Regions from separate parts of the Homo sapiens genome. Here region 1 is linked to region 2. A link is a contact called in ENCODE Hi-C or POLR2A ChIA-PET data. All regions are on one chromosome and are shown on one strand. The core of a region is the stretch at or near the end of the contact, and the rest is flanking DNA. Distances in the headings are between cores, read along the strand shown. Region 1 overlaps LINC00189 (long intergenic non-protein coding RNA 189). Region 2 has its middle 27 kb from the start of CCT8.

Region 1 (5,715 bases), core at 671-3,170, 96 kb after region 2:
CTGTGTCTAAAGAGTTGTGAAATAGCCCAATCAGAGGCAAACAAAGGCACAGATAACCCAGACGGATGAGCTAGACAAAGCATTTCACCTTTTTTCTCTACGTATTCTTTCTTTACCAGGGTGATTTTGGTGCATCTGACACCTTTTCAATGATTAATAAATCAAGATCCAGAAATTAGTGAATAAAATTAAGTATTGGGGACTGTAGGGGGAAAACATTTCTCTCTACTCTGCATATCTTTTAGCTGGGGCAGACCGCCGCAACAAAAGACTGATTAACGAGGGAAAAAAGGACGTTTCATAACGTGTATCTTCTGTATACCTGGGAGAAACTTAGAGAAATGAGCAAATCTCAAAGACATGGCTTTGAATTCAGGCTTAAATCCTATCTTCCACTGAAACAAAGACAGAAGGGTGAGGGGAAGGCCAGTTATGGTGAGACGCCCAGGAAAACACAGTAAGCAAAGGTCAAGTTTGTTATGCAGATCTAAGTTGGTGCCTTCTCCACTGAGTCTCTAATGATTTAGTCATCCTTCTCATCCTGGTACAGAGAGGAAGACACTTACAAATGGAGATTTCCTTTACAGATATACATTTTTCTTACAAAAGGGTAACTTTTACTCTGTTTTCAGAGCTTCTCCTGTGTCTGCAATTTCTCAAAATACCTCAAAATAATCCTTATGCCAAACAGGCATATTTTCATCTCCTACAGGTCAAAGATATTCACATTCAAGAGTTTGGGAATGAAATTCATTTTGGATAATAATATAAAAATCAAGGTTTCTTTTGAGGGCATGGCGTTAACTAATTACAATTTGACACAAAAATGGAACTGTCATTCTATTTTCTGTACATGGTCCATGAAATACAACATGAGAATTTGGAATGATTTGGGTCAGTTATCCAACTACCAGCAATCTCCTTGTAACTCACAGATCCCCCTCTATAATAATCACAATGATAATAACAGCAATAATAATAAAAACTGTGACACCTGAGTCTTATTGATCCCTTAACAGGTGCCAGACGCCGTGCTAGGTGTTTTAGCTATAATTTCTTAAATTGAATTTCCATAATAGCATATACAGTGGATGTAATTATGCTAATTTGTGAAATAGCAGTTCATGCCTTCCTTCCTCTCAGCCCCTCTTTTCAATAAAGTAAAAAAAATTTAAGCAAACAAGTTTCATTGAATGATCTCGATTATAGTATTTCAAAAGCGTGGTTCAGGGAACTAAACAGCCATCCTTCTTTGGCTATGGTTTCCTCAACAACTTGGCTTCTTTCCCCTCAGTTTGAGAAGTTATATATAACTTTATGTAATCACTGATGTTTAATTTCTGTGAAATGCTTTAAAAAGCTCACAAGATATAAAACTCTCATTTATTCCCCTTTTTATAAGTGGAAAGACTTGAAGAGGACTTGAGTCCTTTGCTTTTACAGAGTTAGGGTCTAGAGCTGTTGACTTCTAGCCATTCAGAGAGAAAACATCTGAAAGAGTTATGCAGTGAAATCACAAAGCAAACATTGTTTGGGGAACTAAGATAGTATCTAGACTACACACACTGAAAAGCGAATTTATGTCCACACTTATTTTCTTCTTTGCACTCCTCTCTCTCCTTTCTTCTTCGTCTCTGTTCTCTTTATCCACTTCATATGCTGCAAGAGACATTTAGTACCTGACTACACAAAAAGAAATGTGCTGAGTTTGACTTTCTTTTTTGCATACACTAGGGAACTAATTTTAGCGTATGTTGCATTCTTTTATAAATGACTTTTTTTTGGCTGTCTTAGAGTTCTAAACTCTCGCTATCGTGCTGTGCATTTTTATTTCCCTGCTTTGCACTGTGGCAGAAAGAAAGCAAAAAGCCATCACTACACTAGGGGCGCCCTCTAAATAAAGACGGCTTTCCCCAGGTCTGACTGTGACTTTCCCCCACCCCACTAATGGAAAGGGTTAGAAAAAGGAAGTAGCATGAGTCACTGCTATTGCCACACCCTCAGGAAAACCCCTGCTCCATCTTCCTCTTGTGCTACGATGACTCTTTCTAGCCAAGGTCCTGGGTCACAGGAGCAAAGTTTTCAAAACATACTCATGAGTTTCTGGAGGAATGCAGTGTCGAACTGATTGACAACAACAAGAATCAAAACAAGGTTAGATACCAAAAAATAAAAATAAAAAATTATTTGACTGAAAAATAGAAGAATGGGTCTGATCCAAACATTCATTTATGAGCTGGTTGTTTGAAAGTGAAAACGTAGTTTCCATTTTTTACATATACATCCTCGATGATTGTTAGGACTGCTAGACTATCCACTCAAGGCTATCCTACACCCAAATGGCTGAGGTGCGTGTAATATTGTTTCTGTGGGGAAGGTTCAGTTGGCTTTCCTGTTTGGTTACCAGGGACATATTTTCCCATCCTTCACCACGGTTCTAACAGCTGGTGGGGTGATGTTCCTTTAGCCATTTGGCTGGGCAATGAGAATAGGACTTCTGGAGACAAAAATACTTGCCACAGAGATAAATCTGGGAAGGAAGAGGGGAAAACCCTGATTTCTGTTGTGGAGGAGAGAAGGTAATTTTGATATGGACAGAAGACAGGGAAATATTGGGTAGAAGAGGGTGGTTCCCCAGCAAAGTCCCAACCCTCAAGCCTTGAGACCCGTGGCCGTAAGTGGGAACAGGCATTATGTGCCCCAAAAGTTGCCTTTTGGCTCGCCATGCCCCTCCATCCTGTACCCATATAAACCCTGAACCCCAGGCTCCAGAAGCAGATGAGCAGATGAGGAGACAAGCAGACAAACAGCGCAGCAGAGAAAGAGAGAAGAGAAGGAACATCTGAACGCTGAGAGGAGCTCAGCTGGGGGTGGTTGGAGGGGAGTTTGACTGCTGGATGGCCAAACTCCAGGGGAAGATCATCTTCCCACTCCATCCTCCTCCCAGCTCCCCATCCATCCTGCTGAGAGCCACCTCCATCACTCAGTAAAACCCCACATTCATCCTTCAAGCCCGTGGGTCACCTGATTCTTCTGGGATGCTGAGCAAGAGCTAGGGATACAGAAAGCTGCCATACTGGTCCTCTGCCCTTGCAAAAAGGGGCCGCAGGCACCCACCCCTAGATACGGGGCTGGAGCCCAAGGCACTTGCCCCAGCTCCTACACCTGTCAGTCTGTGTGTTTCCCCTCCCATCAGGGGTTTGAGCAATGGTGACAACTGAAGAGCAGTGGTGTCGACTGAACAGGCGAGCCATACCTCTGTTGCATGTCCTGCGAGAGGGATCAGGAAACTTTCCCGTTTCAATCTGGGGCAACTGCCTGGGTCATTTCTGTCACTAGGGATGGGAAAATAGAGGAGAGGCAGGAGAAAATGTGGGGCAGTGGGAAGTGATGGTCTTGGTGAGGAACAGAATGAAAAGTCATACCTTCTAGGAGAGTGAGGACTGGTTTGCTGTCCTCACTTGTAGGTGTCAAGTGGTGTCGCATTGTAATTTTTATTTGTATTTCCCTAATGACAAGCACGTTTTTATGTACTCATTGGCCATTTGGACATATTTGAAGACATGTCTATCAAATTGTTTATTTCTTAATTGGGTTGTCTTTTTATTGTTAATCTCTAGGAGTTCTTCATATATTCTGCATTGTATATTCAGTCTTTGATTATATATATTATTTGCACATATATTTTTCCAATTCTGTGCGTTGTCTTTTTGTTTTATTGATTGTGTCCTTAGAAACGGGGTTTTTGATTTCTATGAAATCCAATTTATCTGCTTTTTCTTTTGTTGCTTGTACATTTGGTGTTATATCTGTGTATTAGTCCCTTTTCACACCACTGATAAAGACATACCCATGACCAGGCATGGTAGCTTGCACCTGTAATCCCAGCACTTTGGGAGGCCAAGGTGGGTGAATCACTTGAGGTCAGGAGTTCAAGACCAGCCTGGCTTAGATGGTGAAACCCCATCTCTACTAAAAATACACACAAACACACAAAATTAGCTGGGCATTGTGGCACATGCCTGTAATCCCAGTTACTTGGGAGGCTGAGGCAGGAGAATAGCTTGAACCCAGGAAGTGGAGGTTGTAGTGAGCTGAGATTGCACCACTGCATTCCAGCCTGGGCAACAGAGCTAGACTCCATCTCAAAAAAAAAAAAAAAAAAAAAAAAAAAAAAAAGACATACCCGAGATTGGGTAATTTACAAAAGAAAGAGGTTTATTGGACTCGAAAGTTCTATGTGGCTAGGATGGCCTTACAATCATGGCAGAAGGTGAAAGTCACATCTCACATGGCGGCAGACAAGAGAAGAGTGAGAGCCAAGCAAAAGGGGTTTCCCCTTATAGAACCATCAGCTCTCATGAGACTTATTCACTACCATGAGAATAGTATGGGGGAAGCTCCCCCCATGATTCAAGTGTCTCCCACTGGGTCCCTCCCACAACACAACAGAATTATGGGAGCTACAATTCAAGATGAGATTTGGCTGGGGACACAGCCAAACAGTATCAGTCTGTAAACCAAAAATAAAATTCTAAGCCCTTCAACCATCTGAATGAACCACTCCTCTTGGCCAAGGGCATTCCAAAGTTAACCTGAAAAACTAGTTCAGGCCATGATGGGAAGGGAGGGTCAGAAGTGCCTCATTATATATCCTCTTCCCTTTTGGAATTCAGGAAAAGCCTTCCAGCACTAACATCAACACAGACCTTAAGTCTTACAAGAAACATTTACCATCTATTCTCTCTGAAGCCTCCTACCTGGAGGTTTCATCTGCATGATAAAACTTTGGCCTCCACCATCACTTATCTTAACCTAGACATTCCATTCTATTAATTTCAGGTCTTTAGATAATAGCTTAACTCTTTCAACCAATTGCCAATCAGAAAATCTTTAAAATCTACCTATGAGCTGGAAGCCCAACTTCAAGTTGTCCTGCCTTTCTAGATCGAAACAAAGTACATCTTACATGTATTGACTGATGTATTATGTCTCCCTAAAATAGATAAAAGCAAGCTATACTCGACCACCTTGAGCACATGCCATCATGACCTCCTGAGGCTGTGTCACGGGTGCATCCTTAACCTTGGCAAAATAAACTTTCTAAATTTATTGAGACCTGTCTCAGGTACCTTTGGATTCACAAATCTAAGAAACCATTGCCTAACCCAATGTCATGAAGATTTACTCTTATGCTTTCTTCTAAGACTTTTTTTTTTTTTGAGACAGAGTCTCACTCTGTCACCCAGGCTGGAGTGCAGTGGCACCATGTCGGCTCACTGCAACTTTCATCTCCTGGGTTCAAGCAATTCTCCTGCCTCAGCCTCCTGAGTAGCTGGGATTACAGGCACCCACCACCATGCCTGGCTAGTTTTTATATTTTTAATAGAGATGGGGTTTCACCATGTTGGCCAGGCTGGTCTCAAACTCCTGACCTCAGGTGATCCACCCACCTTGGCTTCCCAAAGTGCTGGGATTATAGGCATGAGCCACCATGCCCGGCCTCTTCTAAGACTTTTATAGTTTTACCTCTTATATTTAGGTCTATGGTTGACTTTTATAGTTTTACCCCTTATGTTTAGGTCTATGAATTTTTGTATATGGTGTGAAGTAGGGCTTCAAATTTATTCATTTGCATATGGATATTTAGTTGTCCCAGCACCATTTGTTGAAAATACTACTGTTTCTTCATTAAATTTTCTTGACATCTTTGCT
Region 2 (5,660 bases), core at 1,058-3,557:
AGATTTTAGCTCAATTAACATAAACTGGTTGAACAGTTAAGGTTGGACAACATCATAAAAAATGTGTGTGGGGACAAACTGTACATTCTATAAACTGTTGTGTCTGTATAATTTGAAGGAATTATAGGGAAAAAATCTAGGTTGTATATTACCTAGATTTGCGCTAATATGATAGCTATATAACTTTGAATTAATTATAATTAAATAAAATAAAAAATTTAGTTTCTTGGTCATGCTAGCCATACTTCAAGTGCCAAGAGGCACATGAGGCTCATGTCTACCATACTGGACAATAACCATCTAGGACATTTCCATTATCACAAAAAGTTCTGTTGGAGAGCACCAGTCTACACAGCACCAGCAAGTCAGTTCCCTTTCTTTGGAATGAAATAAGCTAAATAAAATTTTTAAGAGGGATTTTTCTCTCCGTGTGCTCCACAGTAAGCACTGTCAACTCTATGTTTAAGATGCATCCCAAATCTACCCACTTCTCTTTTTTTCTACTGTTACTCTCTGAGCCTGAGCCATTTTTATCTCCCATCTGGACAACTTCAATAGTCTCCTGACTCACCCCTCTATTTCCATTCTTTCAATTTATATATGGTCTCCATGGAGCAGCTGGAATGATTTTTAAAAAACACGTACTGGTTTTAAATTTCTTGAGAAAAAAAGGAATGTGAAAGAAGGACACAATATTTTCTGAATTTCCATTACTTGTGCCACTGTGCACCGTTCTTTCAAAGAAGCGATCTTCTTTAATCTTTACAATAATAAAGGAAAAGGGAGGTATTATAATTCCTTTTTGCAAAGGCGGAAATTAGGACTCAGAGAGGGCAAATAACTAGCTTGTGTTCACCTAGCTAGTAAGTGGCAAACCCTTTGAAGAAATGAATGGATGATTTAAACAGCCAAGTCCTAAGCTTTCTACTAGACTACCTCGCCAAACATTATTAAGCACTGAAGGAGATTTGTTACTGGGCTTCTTCCTTTTGAGGAAGAGAGAAATTCTTTGTATCTTTCTCTACCTTATCTGCTCATTTATCTGGACTTTGCCTCCTCAGTTATGAGTATAGCAGTCCCCTCAGGGTGAAGTTGAAGGTCTCTATTCTTTTAATTCTCAAAGATGCCAAAGTGGCAGGTACAGTTTTGACCCCATATGGAAAGGGTCTCCTCCCAACCAAGTTGGGCTTGCTCTTCCACGGTTTAGGGCAGTGGTTCACTCATTTTTAGGTCTGAGGCACAGTTTAAAATACTAGCTTTCTTTTCTTTTCTTTTCTTTTTGAGACAGGGCCTGCTCTTTCCCCCAGGCTGGAGTTCAGTGGTGTAATCATGGCTCACGGCAGCTTTGACTTTCTGGGCTCAAGCAATCCTCCCACCCCAGCTTCCCAAGTAGCTGGGACTACATGTGTACACCACTGTACCCAGCTAATTGATTTTTTTTTTTTTTTTTTTTTTTTGTAGAGACGGGATCTTGCCATGTTGCCCAAGCTGATCTTGAACTTCCGGGTTCAAGCCATTTTCCTGCCTTGGTCTCCCAAAGTGCTGAGATTACAGGCATGAGCCACTGCGCCCAGCTAAAATACTAGTTTTTGAAGGCATTTAAAGGAGTTGAAAGATTCAAAACAGCTCACACACAAAAAGCCAGTATAATAACAACAAATTATAATAAAATAAAACATCTCAATATATATAAGTACAGCCATGGTTATCATGGTTGTTATTACGCCCTTCCCCTGCTTTGTTCCACATGTTCCATCTGCCTAGCCTCACTGTATTTAAGAGTCTGTGTACTGAGTTGTAGCAAAAGTATGTTGTATTCCTTTTATTATCTTTATTGCAGCTGGAAGGATCTCTGTGAAGATATTGCAACATAACAGTTGGTCAGAGCAGGTTAGAAACCTCTTCTTCCTTTCCTCTTAAGAAACAGATCTCTATCTTCCTGTGACAGACTAATTTAAAAAAAACAAAAAAGGGGCCGGGCGCAGTGGCTCACGCCTGTAATCCCAGCACTTTGGGAGGCCGAGGCGGGCGGATCACGAGGTCAGGAGATCGACACCATCCTGGCTAACACGGTGAAACCCCGTCTCTACTAAAAATACAAAAAATTAGCCGGGCGTGGTGGCGGGCGCCTGTAGTCCCAGCTACTCGGGAGGCTGAGGCAGGAGAATGGCGTGAACCTGGGAGGCGGAGCTTGCAGTGAGCCGAGATCACGCCACCTCACTCTAGCCTGGGCGACAGAGCGAGACTCCGTCTTTAAAAAAAAAAAAAAAAAAAAAGGAAATGGATCTCCTCCTCCCACCTTTGTCCTCTGAGCGGCAGCCCGAATGAATAGGAAGCTGTCAGCATCAGCCACGTATGCCCTGGAGAGTCACAAGCCTCACTGGTTTTCGGCATGGCTGCCTTTCTTCATCTCAATTGAGTAATCTTCAAACCCTTGTTTCCCCACTCCACATTTCTTAGTATAAATATCATTTCAGTTCGCTTCTTGGGCTACGGATAAAGCAGAGGAGGGGTATGAAATTTTAGAAAAATAGAGATGAATACTTTGTTTCAGTCCTTAATTTTACTGATGAGGAAACTGACTACTAAGAGGTTGCAGTAACTTTCCCAAAGTCATACAGCTAGTTAGAGTGTGGATTTCAGAGCCACACTGGATTTAACTTCCAGTGCTGTCATTTACTAGCTGTTTTGAGTTTGGGAAAGTCATGTAAATATTCTGAGTCTCCGTTTTCTCTGTAAAATGAAGATGATAATAGTTAGATCACAGAGTTGTTGGTTATTGCAAACTATTACGCATCACCTGGAAAAGTGTAGTAGTTATCTATTACGGTGTTACAGATAACCCCAACATTAGCAGCTTAAAACAGCAAACTTTTTTTTTTTTTTTTTTTTTTTTTTTGAGATGGAGTCTCTCACTCTTGTCACCCAGGCTGGAGTGCAATGGCACGATCTCGGCTCACTGCAAGCTCCACCTCCTGGGTTCCCACCATTCTCCTGCCTCAGCCTCCCGAGTAGCTGGGACTACAGGTGCCCGCCACCACACCTGGCTAATTTTTTGTATTTTTAGTAGAGACAGGGTTTCACCGGGTTAGCCAGGATGGTGTCGATCTCCTGACCTCGTGATCCGCCCGCCTCGGCCTCCCAAAGTGCTGGGATTACAGGCATGAGCCACTGCGCCCGGTCCCTCTTTTTTTTTTTTTTTAATTAGTCTGTCACAGGAAGATGGAGGTCTGTGGATCTGGGATTACAGGCATGAGCTACCGCGCGTGGCCGCAAACATTTTTTATCTTACGATTTCTGTGGGTCAGCAATCTGGGTGTGGCTTCGCTGGATACCTCAGGCTCAGCATCTACTACAAAGCTGCATGATAGGTCATGCAAAATGCCATTTACATGGGTGTGAAAAGCAGGAAGTGGAATCATTGGAGACCATTTTCCAGGCTGTCTAGCACAGAGTATCTGCTTCATAATGATTGATTTGGGATTAGATACTGGGTCAAGTAATAATGTCACCCACACAGATTATTGGATCAATGTTCACCTGAAGGCTTTGTTCTCAGCCTGGTCTTGTTTAACATGTTTGTTTTGTTTTGTTTTTTTGAGACGGAGTCTCGCTCTGTCACCCAGGCTGGTGTGCAGTGGCGCCATCTCTGCTCACTGCAAGCTCCACCTCCCGGATTCAGCCATTCTCCTGCCTCGGCCTCCTGAGTAGTTGGGACTACAGGCGCCCGCCACCATGCCCAGCTAATTTTTTGTATTTTTAGTAGAGACGTGGTTTCACTGTGTTAGCCAGGATGGTCTCGATCTCCTGACCTCATGATCCACCTGCCTTGGCCTCCCGAAGTGCTGGGATTACAGGCTTCAGGCACCGTGCCCGGCCACATTTAACATTTTTATCAGTGACTTAGATGATGATATAAAACAATAGTATCTAATTTTTCTTGATTATGTGTCAGTAAAAACTTGTAAGTGTTCACTTCAAATATATATATTTATTTATAAGTTAACACATGTGCCAGTGTTAATCTATTAACTAATAGTGACTTACTTTCATTCATTCTTTAGATTTAAAAAGTTACAAATAGAAGTTCCATTATTTTTTCACCTGAATCCCAAAGGATTCTTATGTACTCTCTGGGTGTGCAAAACCCACCAACAGAGAAAGTGACTGAGAGATGGAGAATGTGGTGGATGTCACAGTCAGGATCTAAAGAAAGTACCAAGATTGGGGCTAAATCATGTAAACAATCAACATCCCAGGGGCACTGCTGGCACATGAATCACATTGTGGGGATCCTTGCAGAGGTGCCCTCTTTGAGCAGAAGAAAGACAAAGATTATCTCCTTCTTTAGGGAACAGAGTGTGGCGAACTGAGTCCAGGTTGGATTTCAGTCACTTCTCATCTGTGCCTCTTCTTGTGCAGTGCACAAAAGGTACAACAATCCATGGAGACCTGTGGCTTTCCATTAACAAAGAGGCCGTTCTTGGAATTTCAAGTCAGTTGACTTAACTGAGGCTCAAGAAACAGAAAAATTAAGTATATGGTGGAAACAAGCCTCAGAAATAAGGCTAAATCTCAGCTTTTTAAGACATAGATCACACATTTGGCCAAGATATCAAGACTGACTTGATTCTCTCTCTCTCTCTCTCTTTTTTTTTTTTTTTTTTTTTTAAACACAGGGTCTCGCTATGTTGCCCAGGCTGGTCTGGAACTCCTGAGCTCAAGAGATCCTCCCTCCTCCGCCTCTCAAAGTGCTGGGATTACAGGCATGAGCCACCGTGCCTGGCTGAAATTGAATTGATTCTATGACCTTCTTGTTTTCATCTTTTTAGCCCCAAAAGGGGGGAGACTAGGTTCCCTTTTTAAAAGTGTGGACTGGATAAATGACTCAATTCTAAAGAATAAAATATGACGGAATATGTATAATTAGGTCATAGAATGCCTCATGGCTTCTTTCTTATTCTCTCTTGGATTATGGACTCTGGGGGAAGCTGCCATGTGGTGAGGGCACTCAAGCAACCCTATAGAGGGGTCCATGTAATGAGGAACTCAGGTCTCCTGCTAACAGCCATGTAAATGAGTCATCTTGGAAGCAGATCCTCCAGCCTTGGTCAAGCCATCACAGGACTGCTGCCCCCACCAGCTAACAGATCGATTGCAACTGCGGGACAGACTCTCAGCCAGAACCACCTAGCTAAGCTGCTCCCAGATTCTTGACCCATAGAAACTGTGAGAGGTAATGGGTATTTGTTATTTTAAGCTAGGGGTTGGCAAAGTACTGCTCCAAGGCCAAATCCAGTCTGCAGCCTGTCTTTGTAAATAATGTTTTATTGGGACAAAGCCATGTCTGTTGGTTTATATAGTGTCTATGGCTACTTTCCCATTACAACAGCACAGTTGAGTAATTGTGATAGCAACTATGTGACCCACAAAGCTGAAGATGTTTACCATTTGGCCGTATGTTACAGAAGGAAGGTTCATGGCTGGGCATGGTGGCTCACGTCTGTCATCCCAGCACTTTGGGAGGCTGAGGCAGGAGGATCACAGGAGCCCAGAAGTTCCAGACCAGCCTGGGAAACATGATAAGACCCATCTCTACAAAAAAAAAATTAAAAATTACAGTCAGACGCGGTGGCTCATGCCTGTAATCCCAGCACTTT

Evidence for each region. A loop is a pair of places that touch in the nucleus more often than their neighbours do. ChIA-PET counts read pairs that join two places held with the same protein, here RNA polymerase II (POLR2A). Pooled maps may share reads with other maps.
Region 1: a pooled map shows a loop between it and region 2 (3-fold over the local background). The contact joins two enhancer-like sites. A Hi-C loop is called at or near these places in 4 of 168 maps with a recorded cell type or tissue (endothelial cell of hepatic sinusoid, endothelial cell of umbilical vein, naive thymus-derived CD4-positive, alpha-beta T cell and 1 more) and 10 of 50 pooled maps. POLR2A ChIA-PET finds 5 or more read pairs at or near these places in 4 of 52 experiments (B cell, OCI-LY7, activated B cell and 1 more).

What each region holds. Positions count from the first base shown.
Region 1 is chr21:29,194,556-29,200,270 of GRCh38, forward strand. All of the region lies in intron 1 of LINC00189 (long intergenic non-protein coding RNA 189), which reads left to right. Among named protein-coding and RNA genes, the nearest start is that of LINC00189, 3.9 kb to the left of the region's middle. RefSeq lists enhancers at 1,471-2,670, 1,928-2,167. Within about 2 kb of position 1,921, at least 17 of the 41 ENCODE cell types and tissues checked have a DNase peak (open chromatin) inside an H3K27ac peak, as active enhancers do; they include B cell, where a contact is called at or near this core.
Region 2 is chr21:29,097,829-29,103,488 of GRCh38, forward strand. It overlaps a transcript of MAP3K7CL not described here. Among named protein-coding and RNA genes, the nearest start is that of CCT8, 27 kb to the left of the region's middle. RefSeq lists enhancers at 2,140-2,434, 2,262-2,311. Within about 2 kb of position 2,308, at least 3 of the 41 ENCODE cell types and tissues checked have a DNase peak (open chromatin) inside an H3K27ac peak, as active enhancers do; they include B cell, where a contact is called at or near this core.